Regions from separate parts of the Homo sapiens genome. Here region 1 is linked to region 2. A link is a loop called in an ENCODE intact Hi-C map of the cell type or tissue named here. Cell type or tissue: HepG2. All regions are shown on one strand. Each heading gives the region's core, and the rest is flanking DNA. Links, peaks and the distances in the headings are about the cores only.

Evidence for each region. Hi-C counts contacts between places; a loop is a spot of excess contacts. Peaks named below come from ENCODE experiments on the same cell type or tissue, not always from the same donor. Only the 100,000 strongest peaks of a DNase experiment are listed, where the experiment ranks them.
Region 1: a loop joins it to region 2, with 9 times the contacts of the local background. A loop is called at or near these places in 2 of 110 quality-filtered maps.

The regions. Positions count from the first base shown.
Region 1 is chr3:167,813,450-167,816,253 of GRCh38, reverse strand. All of the region lies in intron 6 of SERPINI1 (serpin family I member 1), which reads right to left. Among named protein-coding and RNA genes, the nearest start is that of SERPINI1, 79 kb to the right of the region's middle. RefSeq lists a silencer at 1-147. In HepG2, for the core only: no CTCF peak of the experiment used is centred there; DNase peaks (open chromatin) are centred at 1,553 and 2,583; H3K4me3 peaks cover 546 bases.
Region 2 is chr3:168,101,253-168,104,056 of GRCh38, reverse strand. No RefSeq gene overlaps it. Among named protein-coding and RNA genes, the nearest start is that of GOLIM4, 6.7 kb to the right of the region's middle. In HepG2, for the core only: no CTCF peak of the experiment used is centred there; no DNase peak of the experiment used is centred there.

The DNA of each region.
Region 1 (2,804 bases), core at 144-2,643, 290 kb after region 2:
CGGATACCAGCTTGGGCAACATGGCAAAACCCCATCTGTACAAAAAATTACAAAAACTAGCTGGGCGTGGTAGTCCCAGCTACTCAGGAGGCTGAGGTGGGAGGATCACCTGAGCTCAAGAAGGTTGAGGTTGCAGTGAGCCAAGATCGCACCACTGCACTCCAGCCTGGACACAGGGTGAGACCCTGTCTCAAAAACAAATTCTTTTTAAGTTTATTCTTGTAATAAATAAAACATAAGACAATAATCTAAAGTAGACGTTCCAAGAAAATTGACAACAGCAGCAGAGAGGGAAAAAGTGCAAAGGCCACATACGTGCTAAAAGACTTCAAAATCTGATTGAGTAAAAGAGTAAGGAGAATGGGATCCAGCAGACTAGTGCTATTGCATTTATTTCAAAGACAGCAAAGATTGAATGCAACGTTTGGATTCCCATATCATGATTAACTGCTACATGAGGGATAGCAAATGTCTACACCTGTAAATGAGACCTTAAGACAATCAGCCTTCAGAAAAACACCATCCCATTGGATACATAAGTAGAAGAAAATGGACAAATAAGAAGGCCGGGCATAGTGGCTCACACCTGTAATCCCAGCACTTTGGGAGGCTGAGGCAGGCAGATCACTTGAGGTTAGGAGTTCAAGAGCAGCCTGGCCCACATGGTGAAACCCCGTCTCTACTAAAAGTACAAGAATTAGCCTGGTGTGGTGGCATGCACCTGTAATAGCAGCTACTCAGGAGGCTAAGGCCAGAGAATTGCTCGAACCCAGGAGGCAGAGGTTGCAGTGAGCCAAGATTGTGCCACTGCACTCCAGCCTGAGTGACAGAGTGAGACTCCATCTCACAAAAAAGAAAAAAAAAGAAAAAAAAAGAAAAAGAAATCACATCACAGGTACTAAGGGGAAAAAAAGAAAATGAAGCCTTTTTTTCTTGAGACAAACTTCAAGCAGTCTCATTAAAATAAAATATAACCAGAAAGTGGTCTAAGCAAGCATGTGTCTGCAGCCACAAAATCTTAGAAGTAGATCAGGTCATGCAGAGAAACAGGCGATGTCATGCAGTAGACAATCAAGACCATCTTTCCTGCTAGGCCATACACTCTTCAAGGCCTGGACTTTGCCTGTTCTACTTATCTTATGCACAACACCTTGCACACTGCCGGGTACCAGGTATGCACTCAGATATTTGATAAATTGAATCAGAATGCAAAGGGGTATGAAGGAGACTTACACTGATGAGCTTGTCTTGTTGGTTAGAGAAAAGTTAGCTATTCTCTCAAACAATCAAGCAAAGGCAAATAGTTTTTTGTTTTTAAATCTGCTGGCACCAAGCAGCCTTTTCCTTCTGGCCACAGCAGACAGTGCTGCCAAATGACTGGTCCTACTTTCCTCCAGGCAGCATGAGGCCAGGATTTTTACAATGGATGAGATGGGAACAGGGCCAGTAAACCCTAGGTTCCCCCAGAGAAGAACTGGGCAATAATTCAAGCTCTTCTGAAAAAAGCAGGGCAAGACTACAAAGGCATTCATTCAGTCACTTAGTAAATATTTCTTCAGTACCCACTACATATGCGGTATTGTGCAGGGCACCAAAGGCTCTAAGTATCTGAGATTAACATCATGCTTGCAGGATAGCCATCATGCAAGTGTAGGCCACTACTTCCTCTGTGGCACTGTTCCTAAATTCAGCCAATTTAAATAGATTTCTGCGTCATGAACGGCATGCTTAAAATAACAAAATGACGAGAGTATTATAACAGAACCCTAGCATACCAAAAGTGTCTCTGTGCTTTAGTTGCCAAAATATTTTTAGCTTCAGCCCCACCCATGAAATTTATAAAAGTTCCTAGAATTTGAGTTCTCTTACGATAGGAATAATGTTTCTTTGTTTGCTTTTCTGGATAGATTTTTTACAAAACCAGCAAACATTCATTTATTGGTTCATTCATTCATTCATTCATGTGCTGAGCACCTACTATGAGCCAGATGCACCAGGTATACTATGATGAACTAAATAGTTCCTTCCTAATGAGAGGAAAGCAGACATCAAATAAAAGAACAATAAAAAAGTGAATCAATAAATGACTACAATTTCAGGGTATAGTAAGTATAACTAAGCTAACAAGATAAGGTGATATGTTGGTTAGTGACTGGGGCAGCGAAGAGGAGCTATTTGACACAGGTTATTCAGAAAGGTGGGTCTCAGAGGGCAAATCTTAGCTGAGAATGAAGGAATACAAAGGAGCCAGCCACTGGAAGAAATAAAGGGAGAGTATTTCAGATGGAAGGAAAAGCTAGTGCAGAGGCAGATACAAACTGGGCATGCTTAAGGACCCAAAGAAGGGGCTGTGTGGCTGCAGTGGGGAGGGCAGGAAGTATGAGAGAAGTCCCCATGCTTGTAGCCAGGTGGGGTACAGTGAAATTTACTCACAACACTCACCCACTCGGTATCTACCCTGTCCCCCACCACAAATTCTCTTCTGTGTTCTGGGGACAGAAAGATGTCTATGCTTTTGAATAGCTCTGAGCTCAGAGACAAGTATGTAAACAAATAGTCTAGGAGAAAATGAAACGTGCTAACAGAGGTGTGTGCAAAGTGCTACCAGATTCCACATAAGGAAAAGTAAACCATTTAGGAAGGAAGAGGAATGTCAGGTCAAACGTCTCTGATGTGTCGACCTTTCAACTTGCTCTTAAACAATTAGTAAGAGTGAAAAGTCAGAGAAGGCAAGATGGACATTCCAAGCAGAAGATTCCATTTGTAAAGTGAGAGAAACTTTACATCCCCAGTGGGGATCTCTT
Region 2 (2,804 bases), core at 274-2,773:
TAAAAGTTTTTCTATAAATATTTTAACATTCTTGTGATTATATTGTTTATACCACTTTACATTCTAAATCCATTTAACATTATGAAATATTTGCATATGTCATAAACTACTTAGTAAGCATCACATCTAACAATTAACATAAAAAGAATTTTAATGGACCAATTACTCTTTTCAAAGAAGAAATAGTTTCTCTTCTTAAATATTATGCATAGGTATTGTCTTGCAGATTCTCTATTGGGGATATTATTATAAACTCATGCCCATTTTTTGAGTGTACCCATTTAATCAAAGTAAATTAATACAAGCACACAAGACCTTAGGCCCTCAAACAAATTTCTTGTTCAGTTATCTAGGCAATCTTTTCAAATTCCTTCTTTTTAGTAACTCTTCAGATCATTTGTTCAATAATTTATTGAGCCTTTAATATGGAAAATGAACTACTGTGTGATAGGATATTGCCATAAGAAATAATGGTCCATACATTCTAATGACTGAGGCAGACCCTTCTTTGCTTCTTAGAATCTATTCTTAAATGTAACTCTTCACATCTTCAACCTATCTCTCTCCACTGGTTCCTTTCCAAACACTGTTAAGTATATGCTATCCAAACAAGCCAAAAACCAAAAATCAAATGAAGCCAAGACTCAAAACCAAAAAGCAAACTTTATTTTAACCTGGTTTCTTCTATTGAAGCTACACCCAATTTAATCTCCCTTCTCAGCCAAACATATTAACACCAAAGTTCACCCTTACCACACCTCTTTTCATATTTACTTTTACCCATTTATCTGCCATACTCTTGCAATTTTCTACCTCATCCCTACTCTGTTAACTCTATGGCCTGTTTGGCTTTATTTTACTTGCCCTCTCAGTAGTCCTATCAGTAACACTCCCCTCTCTTGAAGAACTCTCTTCTGGATTCCTTTGGTTTCCTGGTCACTTTTCTCACATAATTTTTCTCGACCAACAATTCCTCCTGTTACCTTACTAGTCATTTGAATGTATAGTAGAAGCAATTAATGTTACTTACGCAACTCACTCGATTAGAGGAGGCTCTCCTCTTCTCTGCAAATCAGATCAACAGAAGCCTCCCTGTCCTTCCCCTCCACACTTCAGGGCTGAAGACTGGCACATAAGCTAATCTCGAGTAGGTATGTACATGTCAATTGAGCTGTGTGCTTAGCAGAGACAAGTGGTTTATTCTAAGACTGTTTATGCAATTCTTGCTGTTTTCATTATGTAATTTAACCAAATATTATGCAAACTAAGAAATATGAGGCTAAAAAAGAGTTATTTCTATGAAAATTAAGGTGAATGCTTTGGAAAAGCTCCATGATGGCTGATAGCTTAAAGAAAAATTGCAGTCAAATTAGGTGAGCACCAAGACCAAGAAAAAAAAAATCCTTTACATTTAGATGTATTTTACATTGACATTACCTTACCATCCACCACTCAATGAAGCTGAAACTGGAAACTGTGAATGGTGTTCTATGGCTAAAAGACAAACCTAAGCCCTAACCAACAACAGGTCCACCCGTAAAGCAGAGGCCTTGGGTCCCACATTAAAAGAGAATTCAGTGAAAGTACAGTGATATGTTTCTTATTTTATTCTTTATTATTTTTATTCTTATTTATTTATTTTGAGACAGGGTCTCGCTCTGTCACCCAGGCTGAAGAGCAGTGGCACCATCAGGGCTCACTGCAGCCTGGACCTCCCTGGTTCAAGTGATCCTCCCGTCTCATTGTTCTGAGTAGCTGGGATTACAGGTGTGAACCACAATGCCTGGCTAATTTTTGTATTTTTTTGTAGATACGGGGTTTTGCAATGTTGCTCAGGCTGGTCTCCAATTCCTGGGCTCAAGCAGTCTGCCCGCTTTGGCCTCCCAAAGTGCTGGGATTACAGGCATGAGCCACTGCGTACGGCCCATTTATATGTTTTAAGGTGTCTTTGCATCACTTTTATAATTTTTGGCTTTAACTGACTTCACTGATTAACCGATCACTTGTCTCAATTACCTCAAGAGGCCACCTTCTCTAGAAATATCTTGATTGCATCCTTAGGCCTATTCTTTTCCTGTTCTGCTCTTTCCCTGAGCAATTAAATTTCCAACCAGAGCTTCAATATAGTCTTTAAACAAATTAATACAAAGTCCGCAAGCTCTTTGAAATGAGGATCCCTCGTTTATTCATCACTGCATCACCCATCTTGCACTCTGTCCTTGCACTGTGCCTTGCACACAGTAACTATTTTTAAAAATGTTGAGATTTAAACTGTATTTAAGAATTAGTTATAAATTACAACCCAAGAATTAGAAGTCAGTCTTGAATGAATGTGTCACAAGAACATTTCTTTGTTTTGCAATCATAATTTACCCCTTCTCAGCAACTAAAGAAGCTCGCTTGACAAGTATAATTGGAAAATTATCATTTTAAATTGGGTAGCTGAAGCTTAATTTTAAAAAGTAAATGGTAGTTTTTCTGAAAAGTATGAAACTTTCTGAAGGTAAGCAAATGGTCCAATCCATTTTAGGTGGACAATGACAAGTACCACTACGGCACTGAGTTTTACGTAAAGTGAGAAGTTTCGCTTCTCAAGTGTTGTGGATTAATTTCTTAGGCAATTTTCTCTGAGCATTGCAGGAGAGCTATGGTTATCCTTTCCATTTTACAGATGAAAGAATTAATGGTCCTAACAGTTACTTACTCTTGACCTTCAAGATCATTTGTAACTTCAATGGAATTTGTGCCTTGATGCTACACATCTTGAGTCATCTTCTAAATTCTTCTAAGGCTCGTTAGAATTG